Linked DNA regions of Homo sapiens: region 2 is linked to region 1. A link is a contact called in ENCODE Hi-C or POLR2A ChIA-PET data. All regions are on one chromosome and are shown on one strand. The core of a region is the stretch at or near the end of the contact, and the rest is flanking DNA. Distances in the headings are between cores, read along the strand shown.

Region 1 (5,529 bases), core at 1,332-3,831:
AGTCTCTTACCAGGATGATTTAGCAACCACAGCATCTATGGAGAACTTCAGTATGTGCCAGTGACGAAAGCTTTATACAGATTAACTTCAATGTCATGAAAAATCTCATGGAGCAGCTATTATTATTATTAGTCCCATTTTATAGATTAGAAAACTGAGGCTCTATAAGATTGTATGTTTACATGGGGTCCCACAGCCAGTCAGAAGTGCCAGGATTCCCACCCAGGCCTGCCTGACCCCCAGCACCCTCCTAGAACCACCCCAGGTTGGGAGGGGTAGGGGAGAGCTGGCCTGGGACATTCTCACCTAATAGAAGTCCCAGAAAGCCCCAACCCAGGCTTTCTGCAGTTGTTTCTGCTTGAGTGGAATTCCCATTGCGTTGTTTTACCGCCCTCTGTAAAAGTTACCATTGAAGGACAAAAGACTCGGTGAAAATCTAAAGGGGATTTCTGCTTCTGTTTCTGAACCAGAAGAAAAAGAAGTAGTGAAACCAGGTGCTTCTTGGCTGATCAGCCTGGGAAGAGAGAATTATTAATAACCAGGACCATTTCAGTTGCCAGTAACAAAAACCCAATTCACATTGGTTTAGGAAATCATAATAGCCGATGTCAGCTGCTCACTATATACTAGGCACTGTTCTGAGCACTAATGTGAATCCGTTCATTTAATTCTCAGAAGTATGCTGTGAAATTTACACTAGTATCATCACAGAGGAGACAGAGGCACAGGGATTAAATAAGGTGCTCACATCACTTAGCAAGATTGCAGCCCAGGCTGCTGGGCTCCAAACTTTGGCTAAGGGAGATTTGGGACGGCCCCAGTGGTGGGATCCCAGTCCATTCCAGAAACTGCTTCTGAATCTTCTCTCTGACTATGGGGGTCTCTTCTCACACCTCCATACCCTCCAGCCACCACTCAGGCCTGGGCTGGGCTGTGTGTCTCTGTTTTGGACTGTTGCCCTGGTCCTTGGCAGAGAGACACTCCCCTTTCTGGGCCTGAAAGACCCACCCCCTGGCTTTAGGCTGTTCTGCAGCCTTTTCGGGAGGAAGCAGAGGATGGGCCTCTGTCCTCCCGATCAAGTCCCTTCTGTCCCTCCTCCCAGAGACAAGTCCACCACAGCCTTGGAGAGCAAGCAAACACACTGGCCCATGTCATTATTGAGACCAGGTGGCACTGGATCTAAAACATCTTGTTCCTTTCTCTCAGCTCTGCTTCTTTCGGCCTGGCCACTCATCCCTCCATGGCAAGGACAGCTGCACATCTCACCCCTTCCTGTGTCTATCACCCCAAAGGGAAGGTGCGCTCCACTTCCCTGCTTGCTCCAGCAGCAAAATCCTGGGGAAGGTGTCTGAGTGGTCTGGCCCTGGCCACACACCTAACCCAGAACCAGTCACTCTGCCTGGGGCTAGGAGAGAGGGAAATTGTGCCAGGCAGCCAAAAGCAGTAGCCACCCCAGGAACACTCAGGGAAGAGGGTAGCAGCTGCCAGGAAGAAGAGAAGACGTGGAGATTAAAGCTGGGCGGGTGGTTAGGAGGCAAGCGGGACCCAAGATCTGGCCCTTTGTGTGTCTACCTCAAACAGGAGGTAAGACAGCAGCAGAGGGAAACTTTCCTTCTTCACCATTTGCTGGGTGTGGACCAAAAATACCAAGACTTGTATTCACACACACAACCTCTAAACACACGTGCTTCTATATGTATTAAATAAATATTGGCACATACACATGCTTAAACACACATCCCTGGACACTTTACACTCCATACAGACACCTACACAATCACAGGCATGTATACTGCATCAGTCAGGATAGGCAAGGCTATGCTTCATTAACAAATAACTCCAAAACCTCTACTGCTTAAAACCAAAGGGCTTGCTTCTTGCTCACGCGACATGCCAGTCACAGCTTCTGCACATCATATCACCCCAAGGCCCAGACTGATGGAGAAGCCACTAGCTCAAAGCTTGCTGGTCATAGTGCCAGAGGGAAAGAAAGACCTCTGGAAGATGTTGCATTGGCAATTACATTCTTCTGCCGGGAAGTGACACTTTCTCTTCTGCCCATTGGCCAGAACTGGTCATATGGCCCCATCCAACCACAAGGGGGCCAGGGAGTGCAATTCGGAAGAGGAGACCCAGAAATATTTAGCAAATAGCACTAGCGACTAGTGAGTAGGGCGCGCGCGTGCGCACGCACACACACACACACACACACACACACACACACACACACTTACTGCTCTTCCCACGGTCTCCTTATTTTATCCTTTTGTGTCCTGGACTCCTAAACAATTCCCTGTCCCTAGTAATCAGGGTGGAAAGTCTCCTGCCAGGAGCCAGAGGTTGTGGAAACTTACATCCCCCTTCATTTCAGTCCTGTCGGCTGCCCTGAGTCTCCCCGTCTCACTCTGGGCCCCATCATCCATCTCCCTCCCTGCCCATTCGTCTGAGCCTCCCCTGCCCCAGCTTCTGCCTCCTGCCAAGAAGAGATAAAAGAGACAGCTGCGTATTTATTCAGTGCTACTTCTACTTCTCACTGCTGCCCCACCACTTGCTTCAAGCTCCCCGCTAGCATCCTCCTCCCTTTCTTCTTTCTACGATTGCCTGAAGAGCTAAGCGTGAGCTAGTGGCACCCAGAGAGGTGGCTGCTACGGGGGAAGGGAGGAATGAGGGGAGGGGGGACCTCAGGGCCCTTGGGGGTGACAGGAGAAGGCAGACATGAACAAAAACTCAGAGAGGGCATGAGATGTAGAATAACACTCACAAGCGGACAGAGACAGAAAAGAAACACAAAATGTGGCAGAGAGAAGCAGAGACGCAGCGAGGGACAGAGGCAGATGGAAAGAGACACAGATTGACAGAGACAGAAATAAGTGGAACAGAGACACAGAGACTGGGCCAGAGGAATGAATGCAGAAAGAGAAAAGATGGAAGGTAGAAGTGGGGATGTGTTTAGGGTGTGTGTGTATGTTGCTGTACAGCTCTGGTTTTTAAGCCCCGCTTTCACTGAAATGGATTCATGAAGGCAGGTGCTGTGCTATCTTTAAAGATAGGGAGAGGATGTGGCACTTTTGAAGCCAGTGGTGCAGGTTTAAGGCCAGGCCATAAGCTCAGGGCGCTGGCAGGGTTTCCCTGGAGATCTCTGGTGCCAAGTGGTCAGCTCCACAGCATTAGCTCTGTGGTCGGAGGAGGCTGCAGGTCTGAGCTGTGAATGCTTCCTCAGTGGCCTCAGCCACACTTCTGCTCCAGCTCCAGCTCTGCCTGCAGCAAAGGGACCCTAGGAGAAAGGGGAGAGGGGCGGAAGCAGTCCCTGCCCTGTGCAGGGGATGAAGGGGGCCCAGGCTGAAAACGGAGGTAGATTCCTATCTTTAAGGAGCCCTGAGTCTGAGCAGAGGTTTGAGCCTCATTCATTCCTTCAACACATGGTCCTGGTACCCTACCCTGTGCCAGGCCCCAAGACACAGTGGAAGACAAAAGCCATGTGCCCTGTAGGTTTTAGCCTAATGGAGGAGACAGACCACAAACAAACCACAATTATATAACAACAAACCAGGTTCGGTGCTACAAAGTAAAAGGGCGTCATCGTGGGAGAATCTTGGCGGTGGGGGCTTCTTTACACTCAGGAAAGTCTCTCCAAGTAGGTGATACTGTGGCCAAGACCTTCCAGATGAGAAAGAGCCAGGTAAGAGGAAAAGTGGGGGTGGCATGGGGTGGGGAGTGGGGACACCAGCCCAGGTGGCAAAAACAGCCCAATTCATAAAGCGACACCCAGCTTGGGCACTACTCCAAGGTGAGCCCGCGGCGTCGGAGTGGGTCAGCCGGCTGTTCAGGAGCTGGCAGGGCAAGCCTCCATGGACTGTGGGCTTGATTTTAGGGACAATGGTGAGAGACACGAGTGGTGTCCACGCACTCATGCTGGGCACCTACGGTGTGCCGGCCCGAGCTGGGGGCGGGAGGCTAGCTCAGTTGTTGGGATAGAAGTAAGAAGACCTCGGGGCAGAGGAAACCAACGAATCTGATCAGGTCACTCCTTGGGTTAACTCCCTCAGCAGCTCCCACCACCCTCAGGATAAAGGCCAGACCCCTCAGCAGGGAGGCAAGGCCCTCTCACCCTGTCTGTTCCCCATCTCCTCCCTCTGGCCCTTCCATGTGTGGGACTCAATGCTCCCTCCAGGGCCTTGCAGTGGCTGTGCCGTCTGTCTGAAACACCCTCCCCACCGCTGTCTCCTCCATTTACTGAACACCTAGCCATCCTTCAAGACTTAGCTCCATGCTCCCTCTTCTTAGTGAGGTTTTTGCTGAGCCCGGCCCCTCCCCAGTGAAACTGGCCATTCTCCTTTGGGCCTCACAGTACCACATGTACCAGAATACTTCACGGCCCTTGTCTGTCTGTTTCCTGCATGAGGTCCCTTAGAGCAGAGGCTATGCTGCTGGCTTAGAATCTTCAGGTGAATCACTCACCTGTGCTGCTCAGGTAGCTGATTAGAGGCAGAAGAGTTGTTCCAATGTCCACCCCCTCAACACCGCCTCAGGATAATTGGAGCTGAGCCCTCGCCTTGTCAAAAGAAGAGTACAGGGACCAGAGTCTGGGAGATTAGCCTAAGAAATGTTTTGAGGCAATTAATGCCACTCAGAGTTCAGAAGGAAGGGCAGGGTCATGGTTTGGTGGCAGAGGATCGGGAGCTTCAAGTTGGGAGAGGGTGGGCTCAGGGGTAGAGAGTGTGCTGAGGACTCAGGGTGATGAGGCAGGGACTGGGAGAGAAGATCAGGGGAGGAAAGCTGCCGCCCACTCTGCCATCAGGTACCAATGACTCAGGGCAGAGTCCATCTGGGGAGGGCCAGCGTGAGAGTCGGGCTAATCCCAGGAAAGTGAATCTGCCACAGAGAGATTTTTATCCGATTTGCCATGGTCTCCCTCCAGGGACTTCATGTTCTGCTAAGACAGAGGCAAAGAGAAAGCTCACCCCTGGAGATGACCTCTTTGAGTCTCTGGCTGTGCTTCTATTCGGAGGAAGACATAGGCGTCTGTGCCACAGCATCCCCTAGGGAGGACCTGGAGCGGGCTGCAGGGAACAGAGCTGAGAAGTCAGGGAGAGGTAGGGAAAGGTCAGGGGAAGCAAGGCAGAGGTTAAGGGAGGCCTTGGGAGAAGGCAGGGTCACAGAAACCATGAAAATGCAGGAGGCCCCAGCCCAGCACCATGGGGAGGCTGCACAAGGAGGCCCACAGAGCCCCCGGAAGACAAAAGCCAGGGTCAGAGAGGATGTGGGGCCGAGGCTAACTGCACTGACGGATGGTAGCTTCTCTTTCCCCGGGTGCTCCTGAGGGAAAGGGGGATTTCTAAAGTCCCATGTGGCTTGGGTCCCCATACACTAATCCACAGAGGATCGTATGACTAAGCAAGACCTCCTGGGCCACCAGAGCGTCCTGTCAGCATCCACTGAGGTGGGGACTGCGCTTGGCACCTGGAAAGAAGGCCCCAGTCTGCCCTGAGCCTGATGGCCAAGATGGTCGCATCTGGCCCACCGTGGAGT
Region 2 (5,529 bases), core at 824-3,323, 280 kb before region 1:
CACTGTGTCAAAGAGTATATAATGTACACAGCATATGACTCCATTTATACGACTTTCAAAACAGGCAAAACTAATCTATGATGGGGAAAAAAATCAGGACCATGGCTGCCTGATAGGGTACGAGAAACAGCAGAAGGGACCAGCCTGACTAGGAAGGGACATGAGGAACCTTTCTGGAGCGAGAGTAGCATTACATAGTATATCTCCTGGTAAAGGTTTGGGTTACAGAGTACCACAGTCTCAATGTCGGTGTCCTCCCCAAAATTCATTTGTTGGAACCGAATACCGAATGTGATAGTATAAAGAAGTGGGGCTTCTGGGAGGTAACTAAGTTATTAAGGCATCGCCCTCATCAATGGAATTAGTACCTTTATAAAAGAGGATGAAGGGAGCACCTTAGACCCTTCCGCCACATAAGGACACAGCAACAAGGTGCCGCCTATAAGGAATGGGCCCTCATCGGACACTGAATCTGCCAGTACCTTGACCTTGCCCTCCAGAACTATGAGCAATAAATTTACACTGTTTATAAATTACCCAAGTATTTTGTTATAGTAGCCCAAACTAAGACATACAGGTATGTGCATTTGTCAAAACTCACTGAATACTATGCTTGAGAGATGTATTTTTCACTGTATATAAATTGTACTTCAAAACTTAAAAACAGGCTGGGCACGGTGGCTCACGCCTGTAATCCCAGCGCTTTGGGGGGCCGAGGCTGGTGGATCACAAGGTGAGGAGATCGAGACCATCCTGGCTAACACAGTGAAACCCCGTCTCTAATAAAAATACAAAAAAATTAGCCGGGCATGGTGGCAGGCCCTGTAGCCCCAGCTACTCGGGAGGCTGAGGCAGGGGAATGGCGTGAACCCGGGAGGCAGAGCTTGCAGTGAGCCAAGTTCGCGCCACCGCACTCCAGCCTGGGCAACAGAGCCAGGCTCCATCTCAAAAACAAAACAAAACAAAACAAAAACTTAAAAACAAATGTTAAACTCTAGTTAATGATATGCATGCTGAAGTACAGAAGGGTAAATGTATTGAGTCTACAATTTACTTGGAAAATAAAAAATAAGATTAATAGATGGATAGAAGGATGGAAAGCAAATAAAGCAAAATATTACAGAATCTAGGTAGTAAATAAATGGATGTACAATTCTTGATTTCTCATGATAAAATGTTATGGGGGAGGAGAAAATCAGACACTAGAGAAATAGTCTCTCTTTCCATAAAGTTATTACTCAAAGAACTGAAACTTATTCGGAAACCCTTCTTAAAATACCCTCTTTCATTCATTACCCTCTTTCATAACTAAAGTGAAATATTTACTCAAGATCTCTAAATTTCCTCTGTGTTGATTTTTCTATAACCCAGCAACCCATTAACTGATTACTGATTGTTTCTCAAGTATCTTGAAGTCACAAAGGGGAACTTCCAGTCTGAGACAAATGTATAACAGATTCAAGCATTATGGTTACAAAGCATATTCTAAAAAATTTTAATAAATTGGTTCCTTGCTTTATTATTAAAATAATTAATCTTCCTGTTATCTCTGTTTTTTCTAACCAAATGTTCTCTTTTCTGTTTGTTTAGCAGAACTGCCTCCCCAAAAGTCTTAAGAAACCTTCAACTTAAAAAAGAGTTTCTGGTTTTGGAAAGCAAAAGACCAGATCATTGTACAGTGAAAACTACAAAATGTTGTTGAAAGAACTGAAGACAGATAAATGAAAATATATCCCATGTTCAAGGATAGGAAGACTAAATATTGTTAATATGGAGACATTCCCCAAATTCATCTGGAGATGCAATGCAACCCCTACCAAACTCCAAGCTGGCTTTTTTGCAGAAGCTGACAAGCTGATCAAGCTGACAAGCTGACAAGCTGATGAAATTCATATGTAATTTCAAAGGACCCAAAACAGCCAAAACATGCTTGATAAAGAAGAATGAAATTGTAGAAGTCACACAATTCCTGGTTTCAAAACCTATTACAAAGGAAGTACTCAAGACAGTGTGACATTGGCATAAAGACAGAAATTAATGAAATAAAATTGGCCAGGCGCGGTGGCGCATGTCTGTAATCCCAGCACTTTGGGAGCCTGAAGCAGGCGGATTGCTTGAGCTCAAGAGTTCAAGACCAGCCTGAGCAACATGGTGAAACCCCATCTCTACCAAAAATACAAAAAATTAGCCAGGCAAGGTGGTGGGTCCCTGTAGGCCCAGCTATTTTGGGGGCTGAGGCAGGAGAATCGCTTGAACCCAGAAGGCAGAGGTTGCACTGAGCCGAGATCGCGCCACTGCACTCCAGCTTGGGCAACAAGAGCGAAACTCCATCTCAAAAAAAAAAATAGATAACCAACTTAAATGTAAAATAAGAGCTAAAACTGTAAAACTATTAGAGAAAACATAGTGTAAATATTTGTGACCTTGAATTAGGTAAAGTTTTCTCAGATATACCAAAAGCACAAGCAAAAACAACAAAAAGATAAATAAGAATTCATCAAAATTAAAACTTTTGTGCTCTAAAGGACACATCCCCAAAAAACGTGAAACCACCACCTACAAAATGGGAAAAAAATTTGCAAATCCTGTATCTGATAAATAACTAGTAACCAGAATACATAAATTTTACAACTTATGGCCGGGTGCGGTGGCTCAAGCCTGTAATCCCAGCACTTTGGGAGGCGGAGGCAGGTGGATCACGAGGTCAAGAGATCGAGGTCATCCTGGCCAGCATGGTGACACCCCGTCTCTACTAAAAATACAAAAATTACCCAGGTGTAATGGCACACGCCTGTAGTCCCAGCTACTCGGGAGGCTGAGGCAGGAGAATCACTTGAACCCGGGAGGCAGAGCTTGCAGAGAGCTGAGATCGCGCCACTGCACTCCAGCCTGGCGACAGAGCGAGACTCCATCTCAAAAAAAAAAACAAAACAACAACAACAAAAAATAAAAAATAAAAAAATAACTGGCCGGGCACGGTGGCTCACGCCTGTTATCCCAGCATTTTGGGAGGCCAAGGCAGGCAGATCACTTGAGGTCAGGAGATCGAGACCATCCCAGCTAACACGGTGAAACCCCGTCTCTACTAAAAATACAAAAAATTAGCTAGGCATGGTGGCACGCGTCTGTAGTCCCAGCTACCCGGGAAGCTGAGGCAGGAGAATCGCTTGAACCTGGGAGGCGGAGGTTGCAGTGAGCTGAGATCGCGCCACTGCACTCCAGCCTGGGCGACAGAGTAAGACTCTGTCTCAAAAAAAAAAAAGAAATTTTACAACTTACAAGTAAAAAGGCATACAACTCAATTTTAAAACATGCAAAATATTTAAACAGACATTGTTCCAAAGTAGATACACAAATGGTCAATGGGCATATTTAATGATACTCAACATCATCAGTCATTAAGGAAATGCAAATCAAAACACAATGGAGATGCCACAGGGTTGGCTATAATCAAAAAGAGCAGCAATGACAAGTATTGGCAAAGATGTGAAGAAACTGGAGTCTTCATACATTGCTGGTGGGAATGTAAAATAATGTAGTTGCTCTGGAAAACAGGGTGGTAGTTTACTCAAAAGTTAAACAGAGTTACCATATCATCCCGAAATTCCCCTCCTAGGTATTCAAATAAGAGAAGTGAAAACAGGTGTTCACACAAAAACTTGTAAACAAATGTTCACAGCAGTATTATTCATAATAGCCAAAAACCTGAAACAACTCATTATCCATCAGCTGATGAACAGATAAACAAAATGTGGTATATCCACATGGAGTATTATACAGCCACAAAAAGACATGAAGTACACTACAACATGGAAGAACCTTGAAAACGTTATGCTAAGTCAAAGAAGCCGGACACAAAAGGTCATATATGGTATGATTCCACTTATGTGAAATGTCCAGAACTGGCAAATCCATAGAACCAGAAAGTAGATTCATGTTTAGCAGGAGCTGAGGGGAGAAGTGACTGCTATTGGATATGAGATTTCTTTATGAAGTGATGAAATTGTCTTGAATTACAAAGTGATGAAATTGTCTGGAATTAAGACAGTAGTGATGGTTGCATAACTTTGTGAAGAGACTAAAAACCACACACAGTTATACACTCCAAAAGGATGAAATTTATGGTAGGTGAATTATATCTCAATATTTTTTAAATTAAGCAAAAAAAAATTTGAGGAACAAAACAACAACTTTACCTTCCACCTGCAAAAATGTTATGAACACTTTCATTCCCTTCATAACTAGAAAATGATAATCCCAAAGCTTCAGATAAGCCAAATATCAGCACTTCAAAGATGCATCTAAATCTGAGCCAGAAGTTCAAGAACAAACTTTCTAATGTTTCTGGGTTAAAATACAGCAAGTTGTCCTTGTCTACAAATGTAGCACCACCCAGATTGCAGCCCTGGGTCTCCCTGTCAGTCCCTATGTTTTAAAACAGAAGGGTGTGAAATCAAAACAGCTTCAACCTCGAAGGCCTCCAGGGATATTCTAAAATAAAGTAACATCAAGTTGCCGTAATATTTATGACACTATTTAAATTGTATCAATATAATTTTAAACAAAGTGTATTTTTGTGTATATTTAGCATATTGGTATACACGCTGTTCTCTATATATGTTGTTCTTTAATAAGAGTCTATCGGCCGGGCGTAATGGCTCATGCCTGTAATCCCAGCACTTTGGGAGGCTGAGGTGGGCGGATCAACTGAGGTCGGGAGTTCGAGACCAGCCTGACAACATGGAGAAACCCTGTCTCTATTAAAAATACAAAAAAGTTAGCCGGGTGTGGTGGCGCATGCCTGTAATCCCAGCTGCTCGGGAGGCTGACGCAGGAGAATCGCTTCAACCTGGGAGGCAGAGGTTGCAGTGAGCCAAGATTGCACCATTGCACTCCAGCCTGGGCAACAAGAGCAAAATTCTATCTCAAAAAAAAAAAAAAAGGACTATCTATACATTAAAAGGACCCATTGTCTCTGATTACACAGTTCCAATGCTGAAATGCTTAAAATTCCCTAAAATAACAACAGAGCAGTTACATATAGCAAAATACGCTGAAGAATGTTTACAGAAAATCACACACAGCAAAATAAGATTTTTAGAATATCTGAAAAAAACTACTTGACCTTAATCCTCACACTGTCTCCTCTAATAATTCCAATATGTCCTTTCTTCTTGTGTCATATTGACACATACAGCACATGTCATGAATAAAATAGCATAAACCAGTATCAGCCAAGAAGTCTGTCCCCTCATCTTACCTCATACTTCACCTAATTTTTCCTATATATATACTGAGCTTTTCTTAAGAAATATATTTCATTATCTCCCACATGAACGCCTTCTTTCTATGACATCTCAACCTATACGGGGGAGGGGGAGAGACATGGAATCTGAGTATTAGTATCTTTTCAGCAACACAGATGCACTTCAAAAAGACATAACATACAATTGGAAAGACTTCAGAAAAGACATCTAAATATTTATAGGAATCGAAGTCCAGACTAAATAAAAGGGACTTCTTCCTAGA

Evidence for each region. A loop is a pair of places that touch in the nucleus more often than their neighbours do. ChIA-PET counts read pairs that join two places held with the same protein, here RNA polymerase II (POLR2A). Pooled maps may share reads with other maps.
Region 2: a loop to region 1 is called in a map with no recorded cell type, with 5 times the contacts of the local background. The contact joins two enhancer-like sites. A Hi-C loop is called at or near these places in 7 of 37 single-sample maps with no recorded cell type and 2 of 50 pooled maps. POLR2A ChIA-PET finds 5 or more read pairs at or near these places in 1 of 52 experiments (A549).

The regions. Positions count from the first base shown.
Region 1 is chr6:37,557,188-37,562,716 of GRCh38, reverse strand. No RefSeq gene overlaps it. Among named protein-coding and RNA genes, the nearest start is that of MIR4462, 4.5 kb to the right of the region's middle. RefSeq lists enhancers at 24-203, 344-553, 874-1,043, 5,389-5,529. Within about 2 kb of position 2,581, at least 2 of the 41 ENCODE cell types and tissues checked have a DNase peak (open chromatin) inside an H3K27ac peak, as active enhancers do.
Region 2 is chr6:37,836,920-37,842,448 of GRCh38, reverse strand. The region is part of intron 1 of ZFAND3 (zinc finger AN1-type containing 3); the gene reads right to left. Among named protein-coding and RNA genes, the nearest start is that of ZFAND3, 20 kb to the right of the region's middle. Within about 2 kb of position 2,073, at least 2 of the 41 ENCODE cell types and tissues checked have a DNase peak (open chromatin) inside an H3K27ac peak, as active enhancers do.